5 separate regions of the Homo sapiens genome follow, and all the other regions are linked to region 5. Evidence: chromatin contacts called from ENCODE Hi-C or POLR2A ChIA-PET data. All regions are on one chromosome and are shown on one strand. Each heading gives the region's core, a stretch centred on a gene start or an enhancer-like site at or near the end of the contact. The rest is flanking DNA. Distances are from core to core; before and after follow the strand shown.

Region 1 (3,117 bases), core at 47-2,546, 760 kb after region 5:
GCTCCGCTCCTTTCTATAGTGGGAAGTAGATCCTGCCTGCCTTCATGACCACATCACAGAGGGAAGGGCATTAGGATGCTAAGTAACCCCTACAACCGCAAATGACTATTTCACCTCCCCATTTGGACTTCTGTGAGCATATAGACATCACCAACAGTTTTGTTTTCGTTTTGCTTTTCTTGAGACAGGGTCTCACTCTGTCACCCAGGCTGGAGTGCAGTGGCATTATCATGTCTCACTGCAGCCTCTGACCTCCTGGGAACAAGCAATCCTCTAGCCTCAGCCTCCTGAGTACCTGGGACTGCACGCATGAGCCATTATGCTTGGCTAGTTTTTTATTTTTTAATTTCTTGTAGAGACGAGCTCTTGCAATGTTGCCCAGCCTGGTCTTGAACTCCTGGGCTCAAGCAATTCTCCTACCTTGGCCTCCCAAAATTCTAGGATTAGAGGCATGAGCCACTGTGCCTGGCAGTTACTTTATTTCTACAAAACATGGAGGCATTTCCTATCACTCCTCAAATGAGTTACACCCCCCACAAAAAGCACTGTTCTAAGTGCTGAGTTTGCAAAGGCTTTAACCTCACTGAAGGGGAAAGAATTTCTTCTTCTGTCTCGCTAGTTCACTGATTGCCTCCTTCTGGCCCAATGTCTGGGGGAAAACCAAAGATCAATGTGTCCACTTGACTTTTGCTCAGATGCTTAGTGTGCAGTTAGCTTCCAGGAGCATGGAAACTTCTTCTCCAAGGGTTCCATTAGTGATTAGACGTGCACTTTAAAGTATGTCATGCTGCCACGTATCAGACTGGGACAGAGATGAACTGGAACATGAGAGATGTGTTGAGGTGACAGCCAGGATTCTGCCATTGTTCTTTCAGTGTATTTCTGATGCCTCTCAAATTCCATAAGGGGAGGTGTTGATGTCTGTGGTTAAGTAACATGAGGCCAGAGCTGACGCTGTGGCAGCTGCTCCCAAAGGCACAGAGTTTCTTCGTTGCCAGGAAAAGATGCCCTTGAATTTTCTGGGCTGAGGTAAGAAAGTTTGGCAGATCCTGCCTTCTCTGCTTTCTGTTTGCCTTAATGGATATCAAGATAGAAAATAAGGAGCCAGAAGGACCTTCAGAGAATCTATTCACGGCCTGTGTGTCTTAGGCTCCCCCCAGAAATAGACTCTCCGGCACAAATTCAAGTGCAAGTAGTTTATTTGAGTGGGAAAGCAAGGAACTGAGACAGGAGAGGGAAAGAAGCAGTAAAAGGTACATTATCAAGCAAGTTACCACTGTGGGCATCTGGAACTTAAGCCTACTGGAGCCAGTGCAGATTGTAAGCTTCAAAGTTATCCTGCAAAAGGAGTAAGGCAGCTAGGGTATTTAAACACCAGTCCCCATCCATCTTTGATTGAAGGCTGAAACTGGGAGGGCACTAATTTCCAAGTGCTTCCAGCTTGCTGTGTGAATGGGCAAAGCAAGCTCTGGCCACCAGACAAAGCCCTCGGGCAAAGAGGCAGATGCTGGCAGTTGAAAGTCAGGTGCTGTGGCACAAAATGCTAAGGCCCGAGGGGGCATGGGCAGGGCACCCAAAACATCTGCTGTACTGTGTCCACTCTCATCCTCCAGACTTGTGGACAAACTTCCTGTTCATCATTCATTCAAAGCCCAGCATAAATCTTCCCAGAATCATCCGGGCGTGGTAGCTCACGCCTGTAATCCCAGCACTTTGGGAGGCCAAGGCAGGCGAATCACCTGAGGTCGGGAGTTCAAGACGAGCCTGACCAACATGGAGAAACCCTGTCTCTACTAAAAACACAAAATTAGCCTGGCTTGGTGGTGCATGCCTGTAATCCCAGCTACTCAGGAGGCTGAGGCAGGAGAATCACTTGAACCCGGGAGGCAGAGGTTGTGGTGAGCCAATATCGCACCATCGCACTCCAGCCTGGGCAACAAACTCCGTCTCAAAAAAAAAAAAAAAATTCTTCCCAGAATCAATCAGGAGGTGCACATCCTCCACCAGATTCCTAATTGGTACAGGTGGTTTATTTCACTATTTACTGCTCAATAACTCTCTACCCGTGTTGCAGAGTCACTCAGGTTTAATCTTCTTTCAACCCTGCCAGAAAACTCATCAGCAGCCCACAGACCCTGACCACAGCCCTGGCATAACTGAATAAATGCTGACTAATTGACTAACTCTCATTTCCTTCTATTCAGCAAATGTCCTGGATATTTGGAAATGCCACAGTTCACAGCCAATGCACTTTCAGCAGGTCCTGAAAAATGATTTGGAGAGGTTTACAATTTGCTAAATGTGTTGAGTCTGGGATTGGTAGAGAACCATGACCTTGGGAGAATAGAATGTTTCTCTTCTCTGGGACATAGGTCGGGTTCCTTCGGGACTATGGATAGAATTTGCTTAAACTGTGGGTCAGCTAGTTGTGAGTTGGCAACTTGGGGATGTCTGTGAGAGGCTGGGATTGTGGGGAAAGCAGAAACACTTGCTTAGTTTTGTCTGGTGTGCGAATATCCTACTAAGATTTACTGAAGGAATAGAAAGACCATCTGAGGTTTCCCATGTGATCTTATATTAATGAAGGGATATCTTTGAGTCTCATGTCTTGCTGGTTTTCATCATTCATTTTTTTTTCTTTTTCACCCTGAGTATCAGCCTTTAATAGAAATTGTGATATCTCAGGATCAGGTGGTTACATCAAAAAGAACCTTAATAGGTCACCTGGGCAGTCTCTCAGTCTCCAGGCTATACCGTGCTTAAACTATTCCTAACAGGACGCTGCTTATCCACCGTCTGGAAATTTTTCCAAAAGTGGGGTCAGGCTGGGTGCAGTGGCTCACTCCAGACCGACCAGCCTGGCCAACATGATGAAACCCCATCTCTACTAAAAATACAAAAATTAGCCCGGCTGGTCTGGCTACTCGGGAGGCTGAGGCAGGAGAATCGCTTGAACCCAGGAGGCAGAGGTTGCAGTGAGCCGAGATCTCGCCATTGCACTCCAGCCTGGGAGCAGAGCGAGACTCCATCTCAAAACAAAACAAAACAAGACAAAACAAAAGGGGGTCAAAGAAATGCCATCTGCATTATCAGCACATATAGTTTTCTGCCCAGATC
Region 2 (2,931 bases), core at 219-2,718, 590 kb after region 5:
TTCTTGTTCAGTTTGTCTAAAATGTTTTTATGTTGCCTTTTACCCCCAACTTGTACTTGTAATTGCCTTTGTTCTGGAAGGATACTTTTGTCGTCAGTAGGATTCTACATTGGCAGTTATTTTCTTTCAGCCAACTGAAGATATAATTCCATTCTCTTCTAGCTCCTGTAAATAAGTCTTTTGAAAGGAATCTCTTTTTCCTGTGAATACTTTAAAATTGTTCTCTTTGGTTTCTGAAGTGTCTTCATAACATATCTAGGCGTTAATTTAAAAAAATTTATACTCTTTGGGATTTGTTAGGCTTCATGAATCTGTGGGTTGATGTCCTTCATTAGTTCCAAGAATTCTTAGGTATATATTTTTTCAAATGTTGCTTCTGCCTCATTCTTTGTCTTTTCTTCTTCTAAGACTCGGGTTAAATATATACTAGACCTTCTTCCATTATCCTCTAGATCTCCTCTCAAGTCTTGTGTGCTTTATGTCTTTTTGTCTTTCCGCGCTATATCCTGGATAGTTTCTTCTGACCTATCTTCTACTTTATGAATTATCCTTTCAGTTGTATCAAATATGTTTATTCCATCTGCTATGGACTGAATTGTGCACCCCTATATTCATATGTTGAAGCCCTAACCCACAATATGACTGTGTTTGGAGACAGGTCCTATATAAGGAGGTAATTAAGATTAACTTCAGTTATAAGGGTGGGTACCTGTTCTGATAGGATTCATGCACTTAAAGCAGAGACACCAGAAAGCTCACTTTCTCTCTCTCTGCCATGCAGAGAGAAGGTGGCTATTTGCAGCCTCATTAGAAACCCTAGCAGAACCTTGATCTTGGACTTTCCAGCCTCTAGAATGGAGTCTCCCTCAGAATTATTGTCTGATAAAATAATTTATGTTTTTAAACCACACAATCAGCTGGGTGCAGTGGCTCATGCCTGTAATCCCAGCACTTTGGGAGGCCAAGGTGAATGGATCACTTGAGTCCAGTAATTTGACACCAGCCTGGACAATATAGCAAAACCTCATCTCTACAAGAAATGACAACAACAACAACAAAATTAGCCGGGAGTGGTGGCACACACCTGTAATACCAGCCACTTGGGAGGCTGAGGCACAAGAATCATTTGAACCTAGGAGGCAGAGGTTGCAGTGAGACACGATCAGGCCACTGCACTCCAGTCTGGGTGACAGAGTGAGACTCAAAAGAAAAAGTAAAATGTTTTTTAAAAATGAAAGAATAGGCATTTAAACTTTTACCCGGGAAATTTCTTTTTCTTTCTTTTTTTCTTTTTCTTTTTCTTTTTTTTTTTTTTTTTTTTTTTTTTTTTTTTTTTTTGAGGCAGGGTCTTGCTCTGCCCCGAGGTTGGAGTGCAGTGATGTGATTATGGCTCCCTGCAGCCTCAACTTCCCAGCCTCAAGTCATCTTCCCACCTCAGCTCCTGAGTAGCTGGAACTACAGGCACATACCACATGCCCAGCTAACTTTTTTATTTTTTGTATAGATGGGTCTTACTATATTGCCCAGGCTGGTCTCGAGTTCTTTGGCCGCAAGAGATCCTCCCACCTCAGCCTCCCAAGGTACTGAGATTACAGGTGTGAGCCACTGTGCCTGGCCAGAACTCTCACTATACAGTCCTATCCATTTACAGCCCTTTGCCTACATGTCCTTAGATCTGTGTTTCCCAGATTTTCCCATAAATTCCCTGCAACCTTCCTTTTGACCTTGAGTGCTCTACACAGTCATCCCATTTCTAGTTCATCTATAGGAATAGTGGAGTTGACAGCAAATAATGTTTTTCAACTGCTTGAATATTAGAGTCCTTCTCCCTTGTACAGCAATATATGTCTATGATGAAGCTTAGTAAAATAGCTGTAGAACGAATTCGGAGATAAAATTACAGGAACTCTATAACAGCACATGTGGCTTTTCTCTGTCTCTGAATCTACCTCTTCTGGAAATGAACAGGAGTAACTTAGGTGAGCTCACAAACATAGCTACTACCATGCAGTATGTACCCTTACACCACCCCTGCCCCCACTCCCACTGTAGTTTCCTGGGCTTTAGTCTGTTCTAAGTTCTTTGATGCTTGTGAAGCTACTTCTGCTGACTTTGTTGACACTGACATTGTTACCATGGTTACCAGGGAAGTCAGACAATATACTGAAGGGGAGTTGCTTCCTGCCCTAACCAGGACAAAGACACTATAACCTTTGAGGTTGCTGGTGTATCCGTGTCCTCAGTGAAGAATTCATGTATGAGCTGAGGTTGCCAAAGAAGCAGGGAAGCTTTCTTCCCCCTCCTTTGCCTCACACTCTGTTACACTGAGTTAGAAGACATTTACCTGTGAAAACCACAATGACACACTGTTCTACCTAAGAGGCTGGCAAGATCAAAATGACTGATAAACTGTATCAGAAAGGGCGTGGAAAAACAGATATTGTTGGTGGAATGTAAATGGACATAATCTCTTTAGGAGAACAATTTGGGCATCCATACCGTTTGATGGAGCAACTTTATCCCTAATTTATAGCGCAACGTGTGCAAAACAAGCACATGGATAGAATAGTCAATGTGGCAGCATCTGTAAGTCGAAGATTAGAAACAATGGGACAGCACACTCAGTGTGGCCTTTCCATGTGCCATTGGCTCCACTCCCAGTTCACCTGCAGCCAGGGAGGAAGGTTCTGTATGTGCTGACAAGGCTCCCCACCTCAAGCCACCTGCAGCACCCTCAAGGGAAATCTTCAACCAGTGATAATGAAAGATGACGCATGTCTTAGTCTACTCAGGCTGCCATAACAAAATACTAAACACTATGTGGCTTAAACAACACAATTTTATTTGCTCACAGTTCTTGATTCTAGAAGTCCAAGATCAAGATTCTGGCTGATCTGGTTTCTGATGAAGGCTTTCTTCCTGGCTTGCAGG
Region 3 (3,280 bases), core at 205-2,704, 910 kb after region 5:
TTCATTATGATTCCCGTTGCTACTATTTTTTAGACTTGACAACTACATTTTATTTCTTTTCTTCCATAAAAGGTGTTTTACAGCTTTCACCACAGCTGCATCAGCTTATAGTTACTATCATTATGGCCGGAAGACTGTTCAGGTGATAAAAGACTGATGAAAGTCATCCCTCACTGTTAGTAAGGAAGCAGTATACATCAATGGGAACAGGGCCCATGGAAATGTACAGGAGTTTCCCTATTTTGGTGTTCAGCTTGAAAAAGGACTTGTCAGAATCAACTGTGTCATCAAAATTTAAGTAATGTGCATTGAAAATAAGGTTGATCATGGGAATATGCAGAATTTCCAATGTATTTTTAAATACAAATAAAATTGTAATTTAGAATTTTTAATCTTAGGTTTCTTGATTAATTTATAAGAGATCAATTATTGTCAGTCTTTTTTGTATGTTTTTTAAAAACATAGTCCAGAGCATGGGCAGAATTGACACCTCTCTTTTAAGTGAAATTTGGATTGCTCACAAAGCACTAGGAAATGTCATGGGGTTCAAATATATATCCTACACAACTGGGCAATACATTTTTGTTTGATTTTTAGGTCTGTGTATACATTAACAGTTCATGTAATTAATACCTGATCATTTGGGATAATGAAAGTGAAGTTAGTTGTAGATGAAGTAAAGTTATAAAAGAGATTAAAAATGCGGTAACTTTTTAAGATAATAATCATACAGAAGGTATGAAGTTCATTTTCGGTAGTCTTCCAACCTCTCAGGTGCCTAATAATTTATGTTTGAGGATAACAGGTAACAAAGATAGTCGAGATAGGAGAACGTGTCTATTAGTCTTTGCATCTAAAAGGCAGTGAGTTACGTTCCTGCCTTCCACTGTGTTTCTGACATAGCAATGTTTGTTTGATATTGGAACCTGGATTCATATTTTATGTAAATAATATCAAGCTGTATATTTTTCAAAGGTTTTTTAAACTTTGGAGACTCTTTCTTTTGTTAAGCAGTTAAAGGAATAAAAGAGCTGGAAAAAAAATTGTACCTTCAACTCAGGTTGTTCCATATAACATACGTATTCTCTGCTGTTACGTAAGTTTTCCGATTCACAGAGTCCATTCATGTACATCACTTACACTTAAATTGTAAAAATAATTAGTCTGACCATCTGACTTTAAAAGACTGTTGCTACACGTACATCATGTTTAGGAGAATGTGGGATATGGGGAAGGGGAGAAGAAGACAGTCCAGTGGTGACTAGTTGCTGCTGCTTAACCTATGGCCTATTGCTGCCCATTGTCCCTGGTTTTAATCCAAGCCTATTATGGAATACTGCAGTGAGATTATCCATTCTCAGCCTGTTGAGCTGCATTAAATTAGAATGGGAGGCTGTAAGTAAAACTCATGCCTCTTGGCCAGGCATTCTGCACCAGCGTGTCCCTCTGTGGCTTGCTGGTCCTGGTTGTTCTCAGACTGGCAGCTGAGCTGCGCTTGGCTTGAAGCATACTGAAGCCTGCAGCCAGGGACACCGCCATTGAATCAGATGGAGGGGGATGAAAAAGCAGAGAAGGGGGCATGTGGCTGGCTATTCTTGCTCTCTGGAGAACAGCTTCATTGTTAGGAGTAGTTAGGCTGAAAGTGGACTTCCCACTGCTGAGCCACCCAAGAGGCACACTGAGCATTAGTGACGGGTGAGCCACATAAGAATAATGTTTAAAAAAGAGAGGACTTGAAGTAGCTATGCGAAAATTTAGAACTTTGCACTTTGTTAACGCTTATTTATGGTTTAGTGTTGATGCCATTTGGAGTGACCTATGGGTTGGACCCATATCTTTTTATTATTAAGGTCTCAATCTGGCTCTGGTTAATAAACGTTTCCCGCTTCATCCCTTAGGAAAATGGTCCAAGTCTCCTCAGGCTTTTGGATACTGAATTGTTATAAAACACATCAATTCTGCCAGTTTATAAAACACTGGAATTGTATTAGACATGTCTGAGTATGTACTTGTTTATAGACTCAAAACATGATGAAAATTCATTTCATTGTCTTCACTGAATAGACTTAACCTTGACAGTAAGCTTAAAGCATTAGTGTCATTTAATTACATGTCTGAGGAATTTATGCTAACTAGATTTTGGGCTTTTGCAGCGAATTTTAGTCGGGGCCTCATTCCTGAGCCCAAGTGACCCTTTCACCTCAGCTTCCCAAGTAGCTGGGATTACAGGTGCACACCAACTGTGCTTTGCAGTTTTGTTTGTGTGTGTGTGTGTGTGTGTGTGTGTGTGTGTGTGTGTGTGTATTTTGTTTTTTTTACAAGCCCACAACATCATAGCTTTGCAGTTTTTAACCAGGAGCTGGTGGAGATCTTTGAAATCATTTAGGCCAATTCTTTTAGTTACATTTATGATGAAACTAGGGATCTACCTTAAAGTTTTGGGAAGCTCTTTCAAAACTTCAGACACCTAGAAATATATATAGTGCAGTTCAGTTTTAGTTTCTGCAGCATGGTTTGGAAACAAAAGATACATAGGATTTAAACTCGATTTGTTTTCTTCTTACAGTAGAAGTAAATGCTCTTGTGGCTTGAATCGCATCTCCCAAGAAAGATACGTTCACGTTCAAACCCCCAGTACTGTACATGTGACCTTATTTGGAAATAGGGTCTTTTTAGATGCAGTCAAGATAGAATTAGATCATACTGGATTACAGTGGGCCCCAATAACTAGGTTTTTTTGTTAAAAAAAAAAAAAAAGGAAATGTGAACAGAGAGAGAATGCCGTGAGATGATGGAGGGATAGATTGGAATGATGTCTGCGAGCTAAGGAATACTGAGGATTGCTGCCAACCATCCGAAGCTGGGAGAGGAGATGGAACAACTCCCTCGGAGCCTCCAAGAGGAACCAACCCCACTGATGCTTTGATTTGGGATTTCCGGCCTGAACTGTAGGAAAATAAATTTCTGTTCTTTTAAGCCATTTTTACCAGTTTGTGGTAACTTGTTACAGCAGCTGCAGGAAATTAATAAATGCCAATGTTGAAAATTAAAATCTAGAAATATGGCTCTAATTATAATTTCATAGAATCATTTTTTCCCCTGAGTTTCCCCTGAGTTTGCATAAAAGTGAAAAAGTAGAGGACAGAGTAGATGCCTCCCACATGAAGACACAGATTATTAAGGCATTGTTTGATGCAATTAGGGCAGAGAAACACGGGCTTCTAGCTAGAGCCTCGGGTTCTCTTTTGCTCATTTCTTCCCTCTAATTAAGAAAAAATAT
Region 4 (3,137 bases), core at 89-2,588, 510 kb before region 5:
TTGAGTCTAGGTGAGCAGGAGGAGAGTGATGCTGGCTAGGAAAGCAGGGTCTTGGGGCAAGGCAGGAGAGAGGAGGTGAGGGGCTATCTTCGGACCTACAAGGCTCACGAAGGAAGAGGTGATCATCAGAAAGCTGTAAATATGGGGATGCGTTTGGAGCTCAAGCAATAAATGGAGGCTGAAGGTTGAGCTTTGAGGGGAGGTCATTCAGGCAGCAGTGCAAAGCTCCAAGATCCATGAGATTTCCAAAGGGAAGAGGACTGCAAGTGGAGAGAAGAGGGGAGGGGAGTAGAGGGAGGAAAAGAGGAGAAGAAACTGGACAGGAGGAGTGGGGAGAGGAAAGGAGGCCAAACAGCCTCCAGGGTGGTAATGAACACCACAGCTATGGTGTCATACCTGAGTTTGAGCCCCGCTCTGTCACTAACTAGCTGTGTGACCTTGGGTAGATTGCTGAATCTCTCTGAGCCTTAATTTCTTAATCTGTAAATTGGGCATAATGATAGAAACTCCCATACAGGGCAATGATGAGAATTAAATAAGATTGTGTGTGTAAAGCCCTGATTTCAATGCCTGGCACCAGGGCAGAGCCCAGGGAATGGCAGCTAGGGTCATTAGGATTCTTATGAAATCCAAGTTAAATGAACAGAAGAAGGAAGAGGGGTTAGAGAAAAGGCAACAGAGTGGAGCTGCTTTTAAAGAGCCAGGAGAGCATGGTGGAGTGGGAGGAAAGGCAGGGAGATGTTTAGGAAAGCAGGAGAGGCCAGCAGGTGCCTGGCACCAATCAGTACAGAGGCTAGAACTTAGTGCTTTGGGTTTGGCAACTAACATGTCTCTCGTAACTTTTGAAAAAGCAGTGTGATTTTCAAAAATAAAGAGTAAGTGGGGCCAGGCGTGGTGGCTCATGCCTGTAATCCCAGCACTTTGGGAGGCCGAGGTGGGTGGATTACTTGAGGTCAGGAGTTTAGGAGTTCGAGACCAGCCTGGCCAACAGGGTGAAACCCCGTCTCTTTAAAAATACAAAAATTAGCCGATCGTGGTGGCGGGTGCCTGTAGTCCCAGCTACTCGGAGGCCGAGGCAGGAAAATCACTTGAACCCGGGAGGCGGAGGTTGCAGTGAGCCAAGATCACGCCACTGTACTCCAGCCTGGGTGACAGAGCGAGACTCCGGCTAACAAAAATAAATAAATAAATAAATAAATAAATAAATAAATAAATAAATAAATAATAAGTGGGAAAGACCATTGGAAGGTACGTTAGGGTGTCTTCTGGGGAAGGGCTGGGAGTAGGCAAGTTTGAATGCCAGGCCAGAGAGTCTGGATTTTATATTTAGACAATTATGTAACTTTAGAGGTATTTGAGTGGGTGTCAGCCTGGTGCTAGTTTGGGATGATGTATCTGGGTGGGGCAGAGGGAGAGAAGGACCCACGCATCACACCTGCCCAGGTCAAAATTAGAATGTGATTGACAAGGACCTAAAATTCCCATGTTGAGATTTTAACCACTCGATTTCTCCAGGGATTCAGCGATTCAGGTTGACTGAAGTTTAACAGCAAAGCAAGCACTAGGCAGAACAGTATCATGCAAAGCCCCTAACTCTGGCATGGGGAGGGATGGGGGACAGATAAAGGAGAGAGGTTGGGAGGGAGATATTGCAGGATGGAGCCAGGCCCAGGCAAGGTGGAAGTTGCAGCTGCTCAGATTTTTTACGATTGCTCATACCGTTCACCCGCAGCTCCCAAATCCGGAAGACTCTTCAGGGACATATAAATAGTAACTGTTATTTGAGAACCCGCAGAGCCTCACCTGTTCTAGCAACTGCCGGAGGCTTATTTCACTTAGCATAATGTCCTCTAGCCACAGTGCAACCTGTAAATATATACAGCTATTATTTGTCAATTAAAAACCACCACCACCACCACCACTGGGGGGCACTTGCTGAGTGTTTTATCTCAGAAGGTGACCTCGCTCTCCCCAGGTCTTGTCATGATACCGTAACTAATCACACAACGACAATGAGAGCCAAAAAGGATGATATAGAGGACACACACATGACCAGTCCACTTCCTTAAAAGTACCTGGGGTCTTGTGATCCGGCCACCTGGACAGAGAACACAACAGTCAGGGGCTTGTTGAGAAACAATTGTGGTTTTGCTTAATTATGACCGAGGAACTGAAGCCAGTCTTCTATTTATGATTGGCAAGGTGGTCTCAATGCATCTGTCCTGCTTAAGAAAGTAACCCCCGCTTTCCAAATCTTTCCAACTTCTTCAAATTCAAAAGTCTGAGGGAGGCTCAGACTGCGTGGGGGTGGGGGTGTTGTTCAAGATGTGGCTTGTGGGATTAATTTTTGGCAGGAAGATCACAGTGTTGAATACAATGAAACTCTGTCCTGAGAACAGGCCTCTCAGGGAGCCGTTGCTGCTCTCGGACTGGCAGGGCCTGAGGAATTCATTACAGGGGATGAAAGATCTACTCAGAGCCAAGATTTATTCCTGCCTGGAGACCCTGGAGTCACTGCATTTCCAAAAAAAAAGGGCTCATTTCATTAGACTCCAAGAAAGTGGATTTTGGGCTTCTAAGAGAAGGAACTATCGTGTTCTTTTAAAATTTTTGTTTGGATCATTGCAGACTAACTAGATGTTTTCCATTTGAAACGACCCCCTTTGTATGTCTCTGCCACAGGACCACAGGGTAACAGATGTGATTTCCGTGAAATGCACCTACCATGGGTCCTGGAACACAGTAGGTGCTCATTAAATACTTTCTTCCATCTGCCCCAGGTGGTCCTAAAATTTTCTGAGTCAGATCCAAGTTCTGTGTAAATGCTTACATCAAAGTGGGGTCTGTGGTCTTGAATTCCTCCCTCCAAGTTAGAACCCAAAAAGTGCCCTGATTCTGTAGCAACTTTAAGAATCTCTGTGATTTATTTGAGTGAATCTTTTAACTGAAATAGTAATAAATTGTGACAGGCCTTCACCTGTTAGCAGAGAGTGACCCTGAAATGCCACCTAGCTTTCAGGAGAAACAGTTTCTAAAGTGAGGATTCAAAGCAAAAATACTTGTGGAAAAAAATGTAACGGATGAAATACATGTACATTCTCCTGTTTTTGATGGTGGTTAGGGGACACATTTTTCCT
Region 5 (3,084 bases), core at 457-2,956:
ACTCACAGCTCAGGTCAAAATTACCAATAGGAAATTTTAGCCAGGCATGGTAGCTCATGCCTGTAATCCCAGCACTTTGGGAGACCTAGGCGGGAGGATCTCTTGAACCCAGGAGTTCAAGACCAGTCTGGGCAACATAGTGAGACCCTGTCTCTAAAAAAAGGAGAAATAAATTAATTAAAATTTAAAAATTGAAAAGAAGAAAAATGTAAAATTATATTTTTTTAAAAAACGAAATTGCAATTCTTTTGTGTGCAAGTGTCTCATTGTGAGATTACAGTATGCTTAAGTTGGGGACGCAGTGTTATATGTGTTTTACATCACTTACAGGGCAGTGAATAGAAAGAACAGGAAACACCAAAGGCAATGCTGGAGCAACACAAGTATTAATAAATGCAGGCAGGCAGTATAGTATGGTGGTTAGAGTGTGGGCTGGTAACAAACCTGTTTGTGTTCTAATTCTTACTAGGCACTTTCTAGCTGGGAGACCTTGGCTAAGGTCCTTTTAAAAGTTTTAAATCCATCCAACAAGTACTTACAATGGATGTGTCAAAGACATAGAGGATGCACAGTAAACAAAGTAGACAGCACTTCTGTCCCAAAAAAGGTCTTTCCATAGTCCAGAAGACAAATTTGAAAAACTGAGGAAGGGCCAGGCTCGGTGGCTCACGCCTGTAATCCCAGCACTTTGGAAGGCGGAGGCGGACGGATCACCTGAGGTCAGGAGTTCGAGACCAGCCTGACCAATATGGTGAAACCCCGTCTCTACTAAAAATACAAAAGTTAGCCGGGCGTGGTGGCGCGCACCTTGGAATTGTTTGCGCCCGGGAGGCAGAGGTTGCAGTGAGTCGAGATCATGCCACTGCACTCCAGCCTGGGCGACAGAGCGAGACTCCGTCACAAAACAAACAAACAAACGAACAAACAAACAAACCACTGAGGAAGATCTTAACTGTAAAATTCAAATCATACCCACTTCCAAGCCATGTGTGGATTAAACGAGATAAGCCAACTAAAGCGATTACTCAGCTCAGTGCCTAGTATACAATTAGTGCTTAACAAGTACTAGCGACCGCTTGGCAAAGCAAAGCAGACTGAAGCGTGGGTTTCATTTCTCATCATGTGATAAGTGATAAAATGCTCTTAACCAGGTCGGCTCACCTGGCCTTTCCATTCGACCTAAATAACGTCTACTTACTTGCGTAAGGGAAGAGCTCTGGCCCAGGTCAGCAAGCATTTGTCAGGCTAGAGCCTCCGGGTGGCGCTTCTCGCCCTCAGTAACCGGTTACCTCCAGAACCAGGGCGCCAGCTCCGGCCATCCGCGGTTAAGCGGGAGCTCCCATTGGCTAATCGCACACTGAAACGCACGCCTTTTCCCGCCCCTGACGCTGCCGTCCAATGCGCGCCTCTCGACTCTGCTCCGCCCCGCCCCGCCCCCGTCGCCCTGCCTCCCTGGCGTATTTGCGCCATTGGTGGATATTCCGGACCGTGATGGTGGCGCTGCGCGTGCGCACTCGCTCCGAGCCCTGCTCCCGGGAGAGGGAGCTCTCGGGTCGGGGCTAGGGAAGGCTGACCCCGCTCGGCCCGGGTGAAAGGGCGGTGACGGCACTGGGTGGGGCCGAGCTCCAGGGCTGGCTGCTGGGCTGCTAAGGGAACTGTGAGCCGCTCAGAGCCGCGCGCCTCCCGGGCGGGGCGGGGCCGGCCGTGGGAGTCCGCGCGTGCCCGCGCCGAGCTGCCTGCTCCGGCGGCTTCGCTGCTAGCTCGCGGCGACGTCGGGCCGATTTTCCCAGGATGACAGAGCTGAGGCAGAGGGTGGCCCATGAGCCGGTTGCGCCACCCGAGGACAAGGTAGCGGCAGCGTCGGGGTGGGCGCGGCCGGGACAGCGGCGCATCCGGGAGGCCTGCGGGGGACGCGCGCAGAGGGGTCGTCTTGTTCTCTGACCCTTTGTCGCAGCCGACGGCGGCCCCGGGCCCGGGTAGCGCGAAGGGCCCTCGGGTGCCCGGCCTTCGCGGCGCGCGCGTCAGGGGTCGGCGGGTCGGGGTCCCGGCTCAGGGTCTGACTGAAGTGGCTCCCCCGGGGCGCAGGAAGGAGCTTCTCGGGAGTGGCGCACGGCCTCCTGCCTCGCTGGGCTGGCTGCGGGGACTCCCCTCTCCCCCAACTCCGTGAGGCCTTCCTGGAGGTGAAGATATGCAGAGCCTTCTTAGGGAGGCGGCTCCTCTGAGCGCAACTTAGGCTCTCCGTTCCCTTTTACAATGTTATTATTTTGGGGGGTGGGGGAATCAGGACAAGGCCATAGCATTTGCCTCCTGGGAGATGTAAATCCCTTCTTGGGCATGAAATCATCGGCTTTGAGCAAAGGGGTGTTACCCAGTGAGCCAGTCCGTCATCAGCAGGTGTTGGAGGGCGTCCTCCCGGTTGATGGGTTGTTTCCTGCACCGTGTGGGCTCTGGTGGGTAGGGGAGGAGAGTAGGAAGGAGGCCATCTTGGCGGGGACAGTGGCGGGGGTGACGGGTGGGGGAGTGGACTCCTTTGGGTGAAGTGAAAGATCTGTGTAGGGGAGTTAAGGAAGGTAGGGATTGGTTTTATTACTGTGGAGGTTGAATGGCAGTATAGGACTTTGTAGCAGTAGTTGTGCTTTCCGAGATAGCAGTGATCAGGAGCCCTGTGTTTGGGAAACTGATCAGACAGTGATGTGTAGAAGGGACTGAGGGAGCCTGGACCAGACTGAGGGAGCCTGGTTCACTCGGGATTGCCCATGAGTGACCTGTAGATGTTTTCTTTGGCCCACATATTGCCTTAAAAATCAGAAAGTTTCTCCTAACAATCTAAATTTCTTGCCTGTCTTAGATAATTGGAGGGTCCACCATCACTTTGTCACCTGCTCAATGGTTGGCTGGAGCTGAGGATCATCGGTTCCCACCAATCCCTGTTGCCTTACACCAGGCTCACGGCTTCCCCTAATGCAGCCTGTAACTTTTTGATGACTGGACGCAACGGACATTAGGGAGACACCCAGAAGGAAGAAAGCACAAGATTTGGTGACAGGATGTCAACAGAGCAGTTACACTAGGAGGAATGTTTTT

The links. Hi-C counts contacts between places; a loop is a spot of excess contacts on that map. ChIA-PET counts read pairs that join two places held with the same protein, here RNA polymerase II (POLR2A). Pooled maps may share reads with other maps.
Region 1: a loop to region 5 is called in a map of gastrocnemius medialis, with 4 times the contacts of the local background. The contact joins the enhancer-like site here to the promoter of CDS2 in region 5. A Hi-C loop is called at or near these places in 1 of 168 maps with a recorded cell type or tissue (gastrocnemius medialis). POLR2A ChIA-PET finds 5 or more read pairs at or near these places in 1 of 52 experiments (Caco-2).
Region 2: a loop to region 5 is called in a map of naive thymus-derived CD4-positive, alpha-beta T cell, with 4 times the contacts of the local background. The contact joins the enhancer-like site here to the promoter of CDS2 in region 5. A Hi-C loop is called at or near these places in 1 of 168 maps with a recorded cell type or tissue (naive thymus-derived CD4-positive, alpha-beta T cell) and 6 of 50 pooled maps. POLR2A ChIA-PET finds 5 or more read pairs at or near these places in 1 of 52 experiments (activated CD4-positive, alpha-beta T cell).
Region 3: a loop to region 5 is called in a pooled map of gastrocnemius medialis, with 2.8 times the contacts of the local background. The contact joins the enhancer-like site here to the promoter of CDS2 in region 5. A Hi-C loop is called at or near these places in 1 of 50 pooled maps. POLR2A ChIA-PET finds 5 or more read pairs at or near these places in 3 of 52 experiments (AG04450, CD4-positive, alpha-beta T cell and GM12878).
Region 4: a loop to region 5 is called in a pooled map, with 2.8 times the contacts of the local background. The contact joins the enhancer-like site here to the promoter of CDS2 in region 5. A Hi-C loop is called at or near these places in 3 of 168 maps with a recorded cell type or tissue (dorsolateral prefrontal cortex, heart left ventricle and sigmoid colon) and 8 of 50 pooled maps. POLR2A ChIA-PET finds 5 or more read pairs at or near these places in 2 of 52 experiments (PC-9 and WTC11).

The regions. Positions count from the first base shown.
Region 1 is chr20:5,886,080-5,889,196 of GRCh38, forward strand. No RefSeq gene overlaps it. Among named protein-coding and RNA genes, the nearest start is that of CHGB, 24 kb to the right of the region's middle. Within about 2 kb of position 1,297, at least 5 of the 41 ENCODE cell types and tissues checked have a DNase peak (open chromatin) inside an H3K27ac peak, as active enhancers do; they include gastrocnemius medialis, where a contact is called at or near this core.
Region 2 is chr20:5,712,608-5,715,538 of GRCh38, forward strand. No RefSeq gene overlaps it. Among named protein-coding and RNA genes, the nearest start is that of SHLD1, 36 kb to the right of the region's middle. RefSeq lists a silencer at 1,976-2,270. Within about 2 kb of position 1,469, at least 5 of the 41 ENCODE cell types and tissues checked have a DNase peak (open chromatin) inside an H3K27ac peak, as active enhancers do.
Region 3 is chr20:6,037,002-6,040,281 of GRCh38, forward strand. It overlaps CRLS1 (cardiolipin synthase 1), which reads left to right. Exons shown (of 7, transcript NM_019095.6): 7 at 73-3,052. The coding sequence ends at 157. Among named protein-coding and RNA genes, the nearest start is that of LRRN4, 15 kb to the right of the region's middle. Within about 2 kb of position 1,455, at least 3 of the 41 ENCODE cell types and tissues checked have a DNase peak (open chromatin) inside an H3K27ac peak, as active enhancers do.
Region 4 is chr20:4,612,078-4,615,214 of GRCh38, forward strand. No RefSeq gene overlaps it. Among named protein-coding and RNA genes, the nearest start is that of PRNP, 73 kb to the right of the region's middle. Within about 2 kb of position 1,339, at least 11 of the 41 ENCODE cell types and tissues checked have a DNase peak (open chromatin) inside an H3K27ac peak, as active enhancers do; they include dorsolateral prefrontal cortex and heart left ventricle, where a contact is called at or near this core.
Region 5 is chr20:5,125,302-5,128,385 of GRCh38, forward strand. It overlaps CDS2 (CDP-diacylglycerol synthase 2), which reads left to right and starts at 1,707. Exons shown (of 13, transcript NM_003818.4): 1 at 1,707-1,848. The coding sequence starts at 1,792. It also overlaps a transcript of PCNA not described here. RefSeq lists a silencer at 1,196-2,115 and enhancers at 1,378-1,879, 2,456-2,545.